2 separate regions of the Homo sapiens genome follow, and region 1 is linked to region 2. A link is a loop called in an ENCODE intact Hi-C map of the cell type or tissue named here. Cell type or tissue: K562. All regions are shown on one strand. Links, peaks and the distances in the headings refer to the core of each region. The heading gives the core; the rest is flanking DNA. Region 1 overlaps FAM20B (FAM20B glycosaminoglycan xylosylkinase). Region 2 overlaps RALGPS2 (Ral GEF with PH domain and SH3 binding motif 2).

Evidence for each region. Hi-C counts contacts between places; a loop is a spot of excess contacts. Peaks named below come from ENCODE experiments on the same cell type or tissue, not always from the same donor. Only the 100,000 strongest peaks of a DNase experiment are listed, where the experiment ranks them.
Region 1: a loop joins it to region 2, with 5 times the contacts of the local background. A loop is called at or near these places in 3 of 110 quality-filtered maps.

Annotation. Positions count from the first base shown.
Region 1 is chr1:179,066,049-179,074,746 of GRCh38, reverse strand. FAM20B (FAM20B glycosaminoglycan xylosylkinase) reads right to left here. Exons shown (of 8, transcript NM_014864.4): 7 at 7,888-7,947; 8 at 1-2,834. The coding sequence ends at 2,603. Among named protein-coding and RNA genes, the nearest start is that of TOR3A, 12 kb to the left of the region's middle. In K562, for the core only: a CTCF peak has its summit at 5,450 (motif pointing right); a DNase peak (open chromatin) is centred at 5,486.
Region 2 is chr1:178,764,491-178,773,188 of GRCh38, reverse strand. All of the region lies in intron 1 of RALGPS2 (Ral GEF with PH domain and SH3 binding motif 2), which reads right to left. Among named protein-coding and RNA genes, the nearest start is that of RALGPS2-AS1, 43 kb to the right of the region's middle. In K562, for the core only: a CTCF peak has its summit at 4,666 (motif pointing left); a DNase peak (open chromatin) is centred at 4,658.

The DNA of each region.
Region 1 (8,698 bases), core at 687-8,686, 300 kb before region 2:
CCACTCTATTAGCTCAATTCTAACTTTATGGATTAGAGTTCTAAATTTTATAGATGAAAATTCTAAATTTATCATCAGAATGCCTTTTAAGATCACGAGTTTGAAAACAGATGGGAATAAAATGAAATGATATATTTTCTGCAAATGCTTTCAAGAAAGGATGAGACATTTTCTTTCCTGCCTGCTTTTTTCCTTAGCAGAATCTTCTGCCTTCAATGTTATGAAGTTCCCAGTTTCAGAAGACTTCTTATTCATTTCAGTGTGGCATACTAAAGGCGTCATGTATTTGAAAGACCACAAATCCATAACTTAGTTCAACTAACATTTACAGGGAGAGCAGAGATGACATCTCTTCCTATTGTCTCCTCCCAGCTGGCTCCTGGAAGCTTGTGGGTGAGCACTAACCAAGGTATTCTCATACTGAGCTGTGAATTTCCCTGGACACACAACACTGAGTAGCCTTAAAACTGAAATCAATGCCTCCTTTGGTTAACACGAATTCTGTGTTTTGTGCTAGTCTGTCTTCTTAAATTCAATACACGCTTTTTATAACTCAGCCCATTGTTCTGTTCATCTCAAAATGTATATAAAATGTACAAAAGTTTCCTAATTTCATGCCATTTAAAAATAGTTACAGGTTATTACTCAGTTATCTTTCAATGCAAGAAAACTGGGCATAAATTCTAAAGCTGTTTTTGAGAGTGGTTGCCTAAAACTAGTTTCCAATGGCTGGCATTAAATGTATTCAACCACACTGTTTATATATTCGCCTCTACTTGACAGAAATGCAAAGCTGGAACAGCACCTCAACAAGATGCAGGAGCAAAGCACACAGCTCTGAGTCCATAGATGAGTGGGCACATCAGGCCTGTCTTCCTTTGCCCCTGTGTTTTACTGCAACTACTTACATGTTGAGATCACTTTGCCAGAACACAAAACAAAAACTGTGTTTTACAAACCTGAAATTTGAGAGTGCTAAGAGGAGAAAGAAGCATAATACAACATCATGGGTTCAGAACTCCAAACAAGACTGAATGATAGAATTAGGATTTGACATAAATCAAAATCTTAAGGCTCTTCCTTTTAACCTCCTCAATTTCAAGGCTCAGAAGGCTTAAAATCTTGGCCGGCCACGGTGGCTCATGCCTGTAATCCCAGCACTTTGGAAGGCTGAGGCAGGTGGATCACCTGGGGTCAGGAGTCCAAGATCAACCTGGCCAACATGGTGAAACCCGAAACCCTGTCTCCACTAAAAATATAAAAATTAGCTGGGCACGATGGCGGGCGCCTGTAATCCCAGCTACTCTGGAGGCTGAGGCAAGAGAATCGCTTGAACCTGGGAGACGGAGGTTGCAGTAAGCCAAGATCGTGCCACTGCACTCCAGCCTGGGCAACAGAGTGAGACTTGGTCTCAAAAAAAAAAGAAAAAAGAAAAAAAGAAGAAGGCTTAAAATCTTTGTTTCCAATCTTCCATGGCCCCAAATCACAAGATAAGTCCAGCCACTTATCTGAGAGAGTAAGGTATACACTCTCACCTGTAGGAGTGTCCCTTTCTTATGAGAAAGGGACAAAAAGGTTGCCGATCTCTTGGGAACAGCAGCTTCAGTGACAAAAATGCCTTAAAGGCAGAGGTGGAAATTCATTTCAGAAGAGAAACGAGGATGACAGAGACCACAGGCAACCTGTTATTCAAGGTATTATTTCAGTTTGCTTTGTTAATTTGGGAAGGACTGCTTTTGGCAAAAGGGGAAAAAATTAGTCTCCACAGAGAATCATGCTTAGATTGTAATAGTATTTTCTCTAGAGACAACTTTTTGGTTAATTGGGACACAACTATGAGAATGCAGAATTTACTTAGGTGCAAAGTCATGTTTGCTTTTTATACACCTTAAGATCCTAAATACAAGGGAACCTGTTTTTCAGTAGTTCAGTCATCTCCCTGATTCTGGTTCTACCATTGGGTCTCTCTCTCTTCTTCCCTCCTCTAAGATCATCAAAACAATACTACCCAATGGCTTAAAAGCCCAAACATTTTTCTGTTTTTGTCCTTCCCTCCAATTCTATCTTAAACATGTATCTCCTCTAACAGAGTGTGCTATTTTGGCTTGATGGAATGCAAGGTTTTATTTGCTGCCACTCTGTAGGACAGTAAGCATTCCAATGTAACTAGTTCTGGTAAAAAAAAAAAAGACAAAGAGATTGCAAAGTGTTTCCACAAAATCCACGGGCGTAGAGAAAGGACTGCAAGGTTCAACTCAAAACACATGCTCCAGAGCCAATCCCAGTATTCATCTATCCAAATGTCACACCTGTTTGTCCTTTGGCATGGGAATTAAGACTGACCAACTATGATGCCCAACCCTAGAATGAGCAATTGCCGAGGAGGTGAGAAGGCGATTCAGCAGGAATGTCTCCATGCTCTGAAACTTGTGGTCTTTGCTTTAGTTTCTACTACAGAAAATACCAAAGACATCCAAGGCCACTCTGTCCCGTCACCAGAACTTGCTGCTGGCCACTTCCAATCCATCTCATACCATTTGGAATTGATTGTGCTGTTTCTCTATCTTTGTAAAAAGAAGTTTCACTTATTTTGTGTCGAGAATTACAAGTGTGAGAGAGGCATCCTGTCTTCCACCAGTACTGTGTCCATCCCAAACTGGTCGGTGCACTGCTTCACGGTGGCCAGGACACTCAGGAGCCGCTGGTCCACGGCGTCCAGATGAGGATCAGAGAGCACTGGGGAGATGGGGTCATGGGCCATGGCAGATTTTAAGGCAGACTTTAGCACACCATTCTTTAGGTAGTTCAGTCTGTTCCAGGTGGACACCCGAATGCTGGGAGAAAAAGTTATAGAACAAGGTACATAAAACTTCTCATTATCAAACGGAGTTGAAAGCCTGCTAGGCAGACAAAAGTGAAAAAATAATTAGGTAAAATCCTTTAACTAAATAATTTTTGCTTTAGAATTACCCCTACATAATGAGTAAGCCACATTACTATGTTTTGATATTGTTTCTGTGTAACTAATCAGAGATATATACAGAGATTTACACACATGTTCACTGCAGTGCTGTTTATAACAGGAAAAATGTTGAACAATCTGAATGTCTAACGACTGGGAAATAGTTAAATTATGGTTCATCCATTGAAAGGAATACCATGCAGCTGTTAAAAACAATTTTGAAAATTTAGTGGAATGGGAAAATGCCTATGATATGATGCTGGGTGGGGGGAAGAGGTTGGAGGAAAAACCTGTTTCACTTCAAATCTGTAGGAAAACAAAATACACATACATGGATTGGAATGAAGTACACTACAGTGTTAACAAGAGGATCCTTAGACGTTAATCCTTAGACGTTAATGGGTACTATAAACTTCCTTCTTCCTCATGTGTTTCTGAAGTCTAAAATAATTTCTACTGGGAAAAAATTATTATTATTATTTTTTTTTTGAGACAGAGTCTTGCTCTGTCGCCCAGGCTGGAGTGCAGTGGTGTGATCTCGGCTCACTGCAAGCTCTGCCTCCCGGGTTCACGCCATTCTCCTGCCTCAGCCTCCTGAGTAGCTGGGACTACAGGCACCCGCCACCACGCCCGGCTAATTTTTTTGTATTTTTTAGTAGAGACGGGTTTTCACCGTGTTAGCCAGGATGGTCTTGATCTCCTGACCTCGTGATCCGCCCGCCTCGGCCTCCCAAAGTGCTGGGATTACAGGCGTGAGCCACTGCGCCTGGCGGAAAAAATTATTTTAAGGATACCTATCTGCCTTATTTCACCAACTGCTACCATTTGAATGTCTGTCCCCTACAAAATACATGTTGAAATTGCCATTGTAACAGTATCAAGGTAGAGTCTTTTAAGAGGTCGTTAGGCCATGAGTGCTCTGCCCTCATGGGTGGAACTAATGCTGTTATTAAAAGGCAAGTTCAAGGCCAGGAGCGGTGGCTCACATCTGTAATCCCAACACTTTGGGAGGCCGAGGTGGGCCCTCAGGTTGGGAGTTCAAGACCAGGCTGGCCAACATGGTAAAACCCCGTCTCTACTAAAAATACAAAAATTAGCTGGGCGTGGTGGCAGGTGCCTGTAATCCCAGCTACTTGGGAGGCTGAGGCACAAGAATCACTTGAACCCGGGAGGTGGAGGTTGCAGTGAGCCAAGATTGTGCCACTGCACTCCAGCCTGGGCAAAAGAGCAAGACTCCATCTCAAAAAAAAAAAAAAAAAAAAAAAAAAAGGCGAGTTCAGCCCCTTGTTGCCCTCTCTCTTTGCCCTTTTGCCTTCTGCCATGTGACATGATGACACAGCAATAAGTCCCTTGTCAGATGCTGGCACCTTGATATTTAACGTTCTAGCCTCCAGAACTGTGAACCAATAAATTTCTGTTCATTATAAATTACACAGTCTGGCCAGGTATGGTGGCTCATGCCTGTAATCCCAGCACTCTGGGAGGCCCAAGGGGTCAGATCACTTGAGGTCAGGAGTTCGAGACCAGCCTAGGCAACATGGTGAAACCCCATCTCTCCTAAAAATACAAAAATTACCCGGGCATGGTGGTACATGCCTGTAATCCCAGCTACTTGGGAGGCTGAGACATGAGAATCACTTGAACCTGGGAGGCGGAGGTTGCAGTGAGCCAAGATCGCGCCACTGCACTCCAGCCTGGGCAACAGAGCGAGACTCCATCTCAAAATAAGATAAAATAAAATAAAATAAATTACCCAGTCTGTGGTATCCTGTTACAGCAGCACAAAACGAACTAAGACACCAACTATAGCATATCTTTTATTTAAAATCTGAGAAGAAAAGTTCTTAGCTCTCTGTGGGTAAAGGAGGAATTACTGGGTATGCAGAAATGTCTGATTCTGTAAAAGGCAGCCTGTTGTGCAGCAATTTAAAAGGTAAGAAAGACTGCTGCATAAAGCATGCATGGAAGGGACAAACAGGCACAGACGGAGTACAGTTATTTTTATTCTTAAATATATTACAAATGCCCAGAGCATCAGAGCTTCCTCTGTGAGACTAAGTTATTATGTTACTTCCTCTCAGCTCCAAATTCACTCTTCAAAATATGCTCTGCTGGCCAGGCACGGTGGCTCATGCCTGTAATCCCAGCACTTTGGGAGGCCAAGGCGGACGGATCACCTGAGGTCAGGAGTTCGAGACCAGCCCCACCAACATGTTGAAACCCTATCTCTACTAAAAATACAAAAAATTAGCTGGGCGTGGTGGCAGGTGCCTGTAATCCCAGCTACTCAGAAGGCTGAGGCAGGAGAATCGCCTGAACCCGGGAGACAGCGGTTGCAGTGAGCCGAGATCGTGCCACTACACTCCAGCCTGGGCGACAGAGCGAGACTCCATCTCAAAAAACAAAACAAAACAAAAACAAAAACAAAATGTGCTCTGCTACGACGGATGGGATTCCTTTAAGCATCTTTCCCCTAAAGCATTCTCACTAGAGGGCGCAAAGGGGACACTGCAGGGTGAAGGGGCTCTCCAAATGCTTCTGTGGGTCAATGGTGGTGTTGGGGAGGCAGAGAGGTCATCCACTGAAGACCTGTCTAGCCACACTCCCAGAAGGTGTGGGTCCTTGGTGACCTGAAGCCTTAGCCTGGCCTGGGGATAACTCTCCCGAGGCCCTCTCAACATGGAAACCAGAGCTTTGAAGGCCATCTGCTCACCCTGGCCCCAATTCCCTCTGAAGGCCCACGTGTGTGCCTCACTTGCAGCACAGAAGGTTTCTACTGGATTCTCTCTCTCCTTCTGCATGTCATGACACCAGCTGTGGCTTGAATGTACACCCCACCTGCACTCTGGAGAGTTGCTTCTGGCTTGCTCAGCACCTGCAAACTAGCAAACTTCTCTGCTATCTGGTGGGCTGAGCTAAACCTTCTCCACTGAAGTCCAAACTCCAGTCATTGGGAGGGGATCCCCTTCCAAGTTTGTCCTTCCTTGGGTACTCTCCCTCAGCCCTTTTATAGTCACTCCTGTTATTGGAATTTAATAATTCTTTATATTGGGTCGGGCGCAGTGGCTCACGCCTGTAATGCCAGTAGTTTGGGAGGCCGAGGCAGGCAGATCACAAGGTCAGGAGTTCTAGACCAGCCTGGCCAATATGGTGAAACCCCGTCTCTACTAAAAATACAAAAATTAACCAGATGCAGTGAGGGGCGCCTGTAATCCCAACTACTTGGGAGGCTGACGCAGGAGAATCACTTGAACATGGGAGGTGGAGGCTGCAGTGAGCCGAGATCGCGCCACTGTACTCTAGCCTGGGTGACAGAGCAAGACTCCATCTCCAAAAAAAAAAAATTCTTTATATTAAACACCTCTGTTTATCACACTATGTCTTTGCTATCTCCTGATTGAACCAGACTGATAAAACTACTACCACAAAAACATCTTCAAAGACAAACACACAATTCTTGATTGTATATATCACTGCTTCCTATCATTAATAAAGACAATGAAGGACAGCCTGGGTAAACTGTTACTTTCTACAGAATTTTGTTGTCATTTAAAAAAAGAAAGAAGATTAAGAGACCAGTTGCTATGGCAGTCTTATGTGATATGATGTTGCTGGGAGCTGACCAGTATTAAATGGTGCTCTTGAACTTGTTTTTCTGTGTAGCCAAGCAAGGTGGATCCCAGCTAATTCTTGATGTGCGTGCTCTAAAATTACACCAGGATGGTCGGGCGCGGTGGCTCACGCCTGTAATCCTAGCACTTTGGGAGGCTGAGGCAGGCGGATCACTTGAAGTCAATAGTTTGACACCAGCCTGGCCAACATAGTGAAACCCGTCTCTACTGCAAATACAAAAATTAGCTGGGTTTGGTGGCAGGTGCCTGTAGTCCCAGCTACTCGGGAGGCTGAGGCACAAGAATTGCTTAAACCCGAAAGGCAGAGATTTCGGTGAGCTGAGATCGCACCACCACACTCCTACCTGGGTGACAGATGCAGACCCTGTCTCAAAAAAATAATAAAATAAAAAATAAAATAGTAAAATAAAATTATTTCAGGAATGATGAAAAGAAGCTTCTTAGAGCTTAGACTTTATCTCATTTTCTTGACTCATTTTTCAATTTCTCTGTTCTCTAATACAGAGTTTTTTTAAAAAAACCAATTATTATTTATTATTTATTTTTTTTGAGACAGAGTCTCACTCTGTCACCCAGAATGGAGTGCAATGGCACAATCTCGGCTCACTGCAACCTCTGCCTTCCAGGTTCAAGCAATTCTCCTGTCTCAACCTCCTAAGTAGCTGGAATACTGGTGCCTGCCACCATGCCCGGCTCATTTTTGTATTATTAATAGAGACGGGGTTTCGCCATGTTGGCCAGGCTGGTCTCGAACTCCTGACCTCAGGTGATCCACCCACCTTGGCCTCCCAAATTGCTGGGATTACAGGAGTGAGCCACTGTGCCTGGCCAAAATAAATTATTATTTATGGAAAAAGTTACTTTTGGTTTAGACAATTTCAAACTGAAATATGTAAACCCCAGGTGGTATGTGATGGGTGAGTGAGAGGAGTTAAAACCACAAGGTAACCAGGTGTAGTAACCAGGCATACAGATTTTACTCCTTTTTTTTTTTTTGGCAGTGGGGTGGGGAGTGTGGGTGATTATATTCTGCTATTAAACCAAACATGTATTACTGTATACATACAATCTTCTATTCATACAAAATTTGAGATGAATTCTGAGCTTTGGGTTATCTGCCTTCACCTTTCCCTGATATCCCATTTCAGGATGTCCAGAGGTTCTAGGTTGGAAAAGTATGAAAAGCACTGCTCAGGTATCAGAAAGTTTGAGGGCCAAGAAAATGGATGTACTGTTACCTGAGCCTGGAAAAGAAGGCAATGCAGGCACATGTATTTGCTGTGCATAACTTACATGCAACACTGATAGAGAGGGGCAAGAATGCTTCTTTCATCCAGCGAGGGGTTCCCAAAGCTGAAAATTAAATTAAAACTTAGTGAATTAGGTGGAAGTACTGTTCTCTTCTTAGCATCAAAGCAATAGCAAATTCTATATGAAACTCAAATGTGATCCTAGATAATTTCACGCTCCAGCAGCTCAAATCACTTAAATTGAAAACAAGCGGGGCATGACCAATTAGACACAGGATCCCTAACAGCCTGTACTAAAATATCTGACAACAAATATACTCATTTACAAGGGACATTTTCCTGCCAAGATATCACAAGGTGCTGGAGCATAACTATGGTAAACACAGTGCGGAGTTCACAGACCAAAGGGAGAACTTGAAGACCCCTAAGCCTGCAAAGGTTTTAAGGACCAGAGAGAAATAAAAGCCATTTATATTAGATTCCCACAAACAAGCAGATGACCATTACTTGTAAAAAGAAGTCACACTTATTCTACTCCCAAATTAGCAATATCCTATTCCCTACAAGTAAGTATAAGTACAGATTCAAATTGGAAAAACTGTTCACACAGGCTGAGGAAACTGATTCACAGCAGATGCAAAAATTACCTTAGCAGCAATTCAGAGTTAGAAAAGGAGAACTGATTCTGGAAAACTGTCAACCTTTCAATCTTTCCAGAGGCTCACCTTAATAGCTAGAGTCTGGTAGCCCTTAGTACAGTGTAGGTCCTCCAGTAATTCAAGGCAAAGGCAACTGCTATGGTCTGAATGTTTGTGTCCCCCTCAAATTCGTAATCCCTGGTACAACAGTCCAAC
Region 2 (8,698 bases), core at 436-8,435:
TTTTTAGAGACAGGGTATCACTATTACATCATCATCTATAAAATAGCAGACGTTATTTCTCAAAGTGTAAAGAAAAGTTTAAAAATAGGCCAGGTACAGGGGCTCACGCCTGTAATCCTAGCACTTTGGAAAGCTGAGACAGGTGGATTACCTGAGGTCAGGAGTTCGAGACCAGCCGGCCAACATGGTGAAACCCCGTCTCCATTAAAAACACAAAAAATTACCTGGGTGTGGTGGCACGTGCCTGTAATCCCAGCTTCTTGGGAGGCTGAGGTAGGAGAATCGCTTGAACCTGGGAGGCAGAGGTTGCAGTGAGCCGAGATTGCACCACTGTACTCCACCTTGGGAGACAGCGAGACTCCGCCTCAAAAAAATGTTTAAAAATAACAAAGTTACTTCATTCACTTAAGTTAAAATTGTTTTGCCTTCAGTCAATAAAAAGAGATTCTACACCTAAGTCTTCCAAATATAATTTTGTCACATTTGAACTAAACTATGAAAGTATGGGCTGATTCATTTGTAAACTGTCCCACATCTATACAGAAAGGTTATATTTCCATATACCTGAACAGCTTGAAACTAAACAACTTGTAGAAGAGAGACTTTCAAATGATTAAATATTAAAGGGAGAAAAATCTATAAAATAATGCATTTAAAGGTTATGCTTTATCTCCTGTACAGAAAGTTCACTAAGATAATTTGCTAAGTAATCCTAATAGACAAGAGCTGAGATCTCCTAAGATACCTGACCCAAAATACGAATATAGGTTAACTAGAAATTCAGGTAATAGCAAAGAAGTTCCAAATAAAAAGATAAACTGTGCTCTCCAAATATTTTGTGTTTTTGTTTTTGGTGGGTATGAGGTATTTTGGCCAGATGCTCTACTCAGAAGACTACCCCATAAAAGTTCACTTAACTCATTATAGCCTATATTTGCAATAAGACAAACAAGAAAACCAACATCTGGATACAATATTAGCAGTTAAAGCATGAAAACAACCCAAGTGAATCAGAAATAGGTTTAAATATTTGACAAAAGTGTGCTACTGTGGACCTAGGAATGGTCAGAGAAAGGAACATAGCATATTAGTGTGGAACAGCAGAACAGAAAAACAACATGGCAGTGCTGATGGGATAAGACAGACATCAAGATTCCATGCTTGGAGGCTCCTGGGTTTAAGAGATTCCCTAACCCCTAGGGGACAGCCACTAAGGATCTCTTGTACCTGGAATGTGAGGCTAAACTGAACATCACAGAACAATCTATAGGCAAGTGACTGCTACACAATGGAAAACTATGCAGCCATTAAAATACTGTAATACTTAATGACACATGAAAAAAATATTTATAATATACTGCTAAATGAATGAAGCAATTTACCAAACAGTATTTAAGGTATAGTCCTTTTTGGTAATCATTATTATAACATAAAGAAGAGAGATGAACCAACATACACTAAAATGTGGTTATCGCTAGGTTTATGACAATTTTTCCCTAACTTTAGCTTACCTGTATATTTTTAAATTTCCTACAAAGACATTAATTAGAAAAAAGTAAAAAAACAAAAACAGTTTTTCCTCACAGACTGCTTACTAGTTACAAGAAAAAAAAATAAGTAACTATATTGTGTGAAGAACTGGACAATCCCTTAACTGAGTACATCAAAATTATTATCACCAATGGGGAAAAGAGAGACATCATGTGCCTCTGGATGTGATGATACTCCGGGAAGGACACAACATTACTGACAAGAAGTTGAGCTGGGAACCCATAACTGAAATCTAATCTCAAGGACATGGACAAGTCTAATCTGAGAAACATTCGATAAATATATTCTTCAAAAAATGCCAATGTTATGAGAAAGGCTGAAGAACTATTACAATTTAAAGGAAACTCAAGAGATATGGCAACTAAAGGTCCTGTACTGGATGGTAGTAAATGCTTTAAGAGATATTAATGGTAATTCACAAAATTGGAATATAGACTGTAGATTACCATATCAATTTCCTAAATGTGACAATTTCCTGTAGTTATTAATACATAAAGAAGGCTGGGTGCGGTGGCTCACGCCTGTAATCCCAGCACTTTGGGAGGCCGAGGCAGGTGGATCACCTGAGATCAGGAGTTCGAGACCAGCGTGGCCAACATGGTGAAACCCCGTCTCCACTAAAAATACAAAATTTAGCTGGGCGTGGTGGCCGGCGCCTGTAATCCCAGCGACTAGAGAGGCTGAGGCAGGAGAATAGCTTGATCCCGCGACGGGGAGGTTGCAGTGAACCGAGATAGTGCCACTGCACTCCAGCCTGGGCAACAAGAGCAAAACTCCGTCTCAAAAAAAAAAAAAAAAACAACAACAACATAAAAAAACTTTGTTTTTAAGAAACGCAGAAGTACTAAGAGGTAAAAGGGTGGCCAGGCGCGGTGCCTCACGCCTGTAATTCCAACACTTTGGGAGGCTGAAGTGGATGGATCACCTGAGATTAGGAGTTCGAGACCAGCCTGGCCAACATGGTGAAACCCTGTCTCTACTAAAAATACAAAAATTTGCCAGGCCTGGTGGTGGGTGCCTATTGTACCAGCTACTCGGGAGGCTAAGGATGCAGTAAGCCAAGATTGCACCACTGCACTCCAGCCTGGGCGAGAGTGCAAGACTGTCTCAGAAAAAAAAAAAAAAAAAAAGTATGAAGTATGCAAACTAATCTTAAATATTTCAGGAAAACAGTATGTATACGTGTGACAGAGAAAATAAAGTGAATGATAAAGATAATGTGGCATCTTTTTCCCCCCAACATGGTTGATTAGAGGCTTTTAGCATGCATCAGCCACTTGGAAATATCAAGATAGTGCATAAAGATCAACTGTGGGCTGGGCATGGTGGCTCAAGCCTGTAATTCCAGCACTTGGGGAGGCCGAGGTGGGTGGATTGCTTCACTTCTGCTTAGGAGTTCAAGACCAGCCTGGGTGACATGGTAAAATCCTATCTCTAAAAACAAAAACAAAAAATCAGCCAGGCATGGTGGTGTGCACCTGTAGTCCCAGCTACTTAGGACACTGAAGCAGGAGAATCACCTGAGCCTGGGAGGCTGAGGCTGCAGTGAGCCGTGATCATGCCACAGCACTCCAGCCTAGGCAAGAGAGTGAGACCTTGTCTCAAAAAAAAAAAAAAAAGAAGCAATCGACTCTGTAAGCTTTAATTCAGGAAGGAAAACAGAAACCCAGTGGAATCATAAACGACACCCAGAGCCTGGGAAGGAGAACACAGGCTGATAAAAGTGAGTGAGGCCCCAGTATGCAAGAAAGGCAGAGAGCCTCTCTCTGTGACACTTTTTCCCTGGGCATCTGAGCAACCCAGGCCAAGGAATAGAACATTGTTGCTCCTAATCCCTGAAGCTAACTGGGGTGTTGGAACTGTGCTTTCCCCCACTGCAGGCCTTGGATGCGTGGGGAGAGCTGCTACAGCTGCACTTTCTCCCGGACAATGAGACGTGCAGCCAGGGCCAGCTTCATGACCTGAAACCAGTCTATGTATATCACTGCTGGGTACCCCAGCAAGCTCTCCTAAGATCGTGGTGCAGCAGGGCCCTCTCCACTCCACCTCAGGCATAAATCCAGAAATTTGGAGCACCCACTTGCCTGGACCAGCAGCCTGGGCCACCCTACCCTTCATGGACATTGATCATAGTGCAGCAGGGCCCTCTCTGCTTCATACCCAGGCAGATCTCCAGGTATTCAGAGCATCCCTTTCCAAGGATCAGCAGGCTAAACCAACCTACACCCTTTCTATGCATAGATTATGGTGCAGTAGGGCCCTCTCTACTGCACGCTTAGGCAGATCTCCAAGCATTTGGAGCACCTGCTTGCATGGACTAGCAGCCTGAGTCACCCCATCCTTCTTGTGCATGGTGGGTCCTCTCCACTTCATACCCAGGCAGATCTCCAGGCATTCAAAGCACTCACTTGCCTGCTTCAGCAGCCTGACCTGCCCCACCCTTCCTGGGTATATATTGTGGTGCAGCAGGGCCTCTCTGCTCTATGGCCAGGAAGACCTCCAGGCATTCAAAGCACTCATTTGCTGGGATTGGTAGCCTGAACAGCCCCACCTTTCCTGTGCAGAGATCCAGGTGCAGGGGTCCCCATCTCTGCTTCATATCCAGGCAGATCTCCAGGCATTTGGAGCACCTGCTCATCTGGAACAGCAGCCTGAGCCACCCTACCATTCCTGTGCAGAGATCCTGGTGCATGGGTGGCTATCTCTGCTCCATGCCCAGGTCCCAGGCATATCTCCAAGCATCTGGAGCACCCACTCTCCTGGATTATGAGTTTAGGCCACTCCTATCTATGTGTAGAGAACTTGGGGTCAAGGAGGTTTCTCAGTTCCACACCTGGACACACTTCTGGGCGTCTGGTGGCCACCCACTGGATTCTCCTTTGGCCTTGGTTCTTGTGCCTGCCACTGGGGGACCCGTAGGTGGACCTGCTTGGTCCAGCCCTGCCCACCTTCCACCCCTCCCAGCACCTCCCCAGGACTGAGGAGGGAGCACAGACCACTGTTTACTCCACAAATCAGCCCACTGCCTGAGGCAACAGAGAGCATCTCCCAGTAAACAAGGATCAAGTGTACACCCAGCCACTTTGGCCACAGCTAGCTCTTACCCGTAAGCGCCATCTACTGGCTGATAGGTAGAACTGCATATCCCAATTAAAAACCTGCCAACAGAAGTGCTTATGGTTACAGAAGCAAAGTCAAAAGACCCTACCCAGCATTCTCTATAGTCACACCCCCTAGGGAGTGGGGAAAGGGAAGGAGGAAAAAATAATATCACAGAAAAAGAAGGAAAAAATTCTACCTGCACAAAAATAATTACAAAAATTGAAGTGCCAATGTCTCCAGATGAGAAGGAACCAACACAAGGATTCTGCACCATGAAAAATCTGAATACAGTGACACCACCAAAGGATCACACAAGCTCTCCAGCAATGGTCCCTAACCAAAATGGAAACTCAGAAATGACAGAAAAAGAATTCAAAGCACCGACAAAAAGGAAGCTCAACAAGATCCAAGACAAGGTCGAATATCAACACAAAGAAACTTCTAAGGCAATCTAGGAAACAAAGGAAGAGATAAACATCTTAAAAAGAAATCAGGCCAGATACAGTAGCTCACATCTATAATCCCAGCACTTTAGGAGACTGAGGTGGGGGAATCGCTATGAGCCCAGGAGTTCGAGACAGCTTCTGGCCTATAGTTGTGCTCTGTGGGAACTCAGCTGGATGGCATGGCCTCCCGTTATCCTAGAAAGCACCTAGATGGCAGGGCGGGCATCCCCACCCACCTCTGCTACTGGTAGCCAGGCAAGCTGCACCTGCTACAGCTTCTAGTCCAGTGATCCTACTTCAGCCTGAATCTGTTGAGAAGCACAGCCTCCCGTCTTCCTGGAAACACTCAGATGACAGGGTGGTCAACTCCACCCACTCCTGGCCTGGCCTCTTGTAGCCAGACAGGCCATATCTGCAACAGCTTCCAGCCCAGCAGTCCCGCTTCTGCCTGAATTCCGTAGGCAGGCACAACCCTGTGATTCCTGGGGAGCACATGAACAGCAGAATAGGGCTTACCTGGCAAGGATACGGCCTTTGCATGAGGGAGCCCCATGGATCAGAACATCCAATAAAAGAAATGCAGGCATAGAGACAGTAAACAGAGGGGGCTCCTTCACAACCCAAGAGCAGACTAGACTCAAAGCCAGTCGACTGAACCCACCTTATACCATAATCAAACCTCCAAGGGCATCCAAGAAGATAAAAGCCAAAAAAAAAAAAAAAAAAAAAAAGCCAAAGGACAGCAACTTCAGAGACTGAAGAAATATCAGCCCACATGGATGAGAAAGAACCAGTACAAAAAACTCAAAAGGCCAGACTGTCCTGTCTTAACTCCAACTACATTGGTTCCCCAGCAATTATTCATAACCTGGCTGAAATGACAGAAATAGAATTCAGAATATGTATAGGAATGAAGATAACTGACATTCAGGAAATAGTCAAAGCCCAATCAAAAAATTCTAAGAAATAGAATAAAACAATACAGGAGATAAAAGATGAAATGGTCATTTTAAGAAAGAACCAAACTAAGCTGAAGGAACTGAAAAACTCACTTCAAGAATTTCAGAAAACAATCACAAATCTTAACAGCAAAATCAACCAAGATGAGAAAAGAATTTCAGAGCTCAAAGACCTGCTCTCCAAAATAACTCAGACAAAAACAAAAAAACAATAAATATGTGATTATGTAAAGAGACCAACTCTACGACTCATTGGCATCCCTGAAAGGGAGAAAAAGCAGGCAACTTGGAAAACATTTCAAGATATTATCCATGAACATTTCCTCAACCTCACTAAAGAGGCCAACATTCAAATTCAGGAAATGCAGAGAACCCCTGAAAAATACTACACAAGAAGACCAACCCCAAGACACACAGTCATCCGATTCTCCAAGGTCAAAATGAAAGAAAAAATGTTAAAGGCAGCCAGAGAGAGCAGGTAGGTCATCTAAAAAGGGAACCCCATCAGGCTAATGGCTGTACTTTGAGCCAAAAACCTACAAGCCAGAAGAGATTGTGGGCCTATGTATTGGTTAGTTCTCACACTGCTATAAAGACACACTGACTAGGTGCGGTGGCTCACACCTGTAATCCCAGCACTTTGAGAGGCTGAGGTGGGCAGATCACTTGATGTAAGGAGTTCAAGACCAGCCTGGCCAACACAGCAAAACCCCATCTCTACTAAAAATGCAAAAAAAAAAAAAATTAGCCGGGTGTGGTAGCAGGCACCTGTAATCCCAGCTACTCGCGAGGCTGAGGTAGGAGAATCACTTGAGCCCAGGAGGTGGTTGTGCAATGAGCTGAGACTGCACTGTTGCAGGAAGTCAGGGACCCCAAATGGAAGAACCGGCTGAAGCCATGGCCGAAGAACATAAATTGTGAAGATTTCATGGACATTTATTAGTTCCCCAAATTAATACTTTTATCATTCTTACACCTGTCTTTACTGCAAACTCTGAACATAAACTGTGAAGATTTCATGGACACTTATCACTTCCCCAATCAATACTCTTGTGACTTCCTATGCCTGTCTTTACTTTAATCTCTTAATCCCGTCATCTTTGTAAGCTGAGGATGAATGTTGCCTCAGGACCCTGTGATGACTGCGTTAACTGCACAAATTGTTTAAACAATAAGAAATCTGGGCACCTTGAAAAAAGAACAGGATAACAGCGATGTTCAGGGAACAAGGGAGATAACCTTAAAGTCTGGCTGCCTGTGGGCCGGGCAGAACAGAGCCTATTTCTCTTCTTTCAAAAGCAAATAGGAGAAGTATCGCTGAATTCTTTTTCTCAGCAAGCAACATCCCTGAGAAAGAGAATGCATTACCAAAGGGAGATCTCTGAAATGGCCGCTTTGGGAATGTCTGTCTTTTATGGTTGTAGATAAGGGACGAAATAAGCCCCTGTCTCCCATAGCGCTCTCAGGCTTATTAGGAAAAGGAAATTCCCGCCTAATAAATTTTGGTCAGACCGGTTATCTGCTCTCAAACCCTGTCTCCTGATAAAATGTTATCAATGACAATGCGTGCCCGAAACTTCATTAACAATTTTAATTTCGCTCCGTTCCTGTGATCTCACCCTGCCTCCATTTGCCTTGTGATATTTTATTACCTTGTGAAGCATGTGATCTCTGTGACCCACACCTTATTCGTACACTCCCTCCCCTTTTGAAAATCACTAATAAAAACTTGCTGGTTTTGCGGCTTTGGGGGCATCACGGAACCTGCCGACATGTGAAGTCTCCCCTGGACACCCAGCTTTAAAATTTCTCTCTTCTGTACTCTTTCCCTTTATTTCTCAGACTGGCCGACATTTAGGGAAAATAGAAAAGGACCCACGTGAAATATTGGGGGCTGAAATTCCCCCGATACTGCACCACTGAACTCCAGCCTGGGCGACAGAGCAAGACTCTGTATAAAAAAAAAAAAAAGACATACCTGAGACTGGGTAATTTATAAAGAAAAGTGGTTTAATCGGCTCTGGTTGTACAGGCTGCACAAGCTTCTGCTTCTGGGGAGGCCTCAGGACACTTACAATCATGGCAGAAGGCAAAGGGGAAGCAAGCATATCTTCACATGGCCAGCAGGAGAGAGAGAGCACAAAGTGGGGATCTGGTTGTTTTACACACTGTCCAACAACCAGATCTCATGAGAACTCTATCATGAGACAGCACTAGCAGGATGGTGCTAAACCATTAGAAACCACCCCCATGATCCAATCACCTCCCACTAGGCCCCACCCCCAACACTGGGGATTACAATTCAACATGAAATTTGGGTGGGGACACAGAGCCAAACCATATCAGCCTATATTCAGCATTCTTAAAGAAAAAACTTTCCAACCAAGAACTTCATATCTAGCCAAACTAAGCTTCATAAGCGAAGAAGAAATAATATCTGTTTCAGAAAAGCAAATGCTAAGGGATTTCATTACACCAGATCTGCCTTACAAAAAGTCCTGAAGGGAGTGCTAAACATGGAAAGGAAAAACAGTTACTGGCCACTATAAAAATACACTTAAGTACACAGGCTAGTAACCCTATAAAGGCACCACACAAGTCTGCATGATAACCAGCTAGCAACATGACAAAAGGAAATAA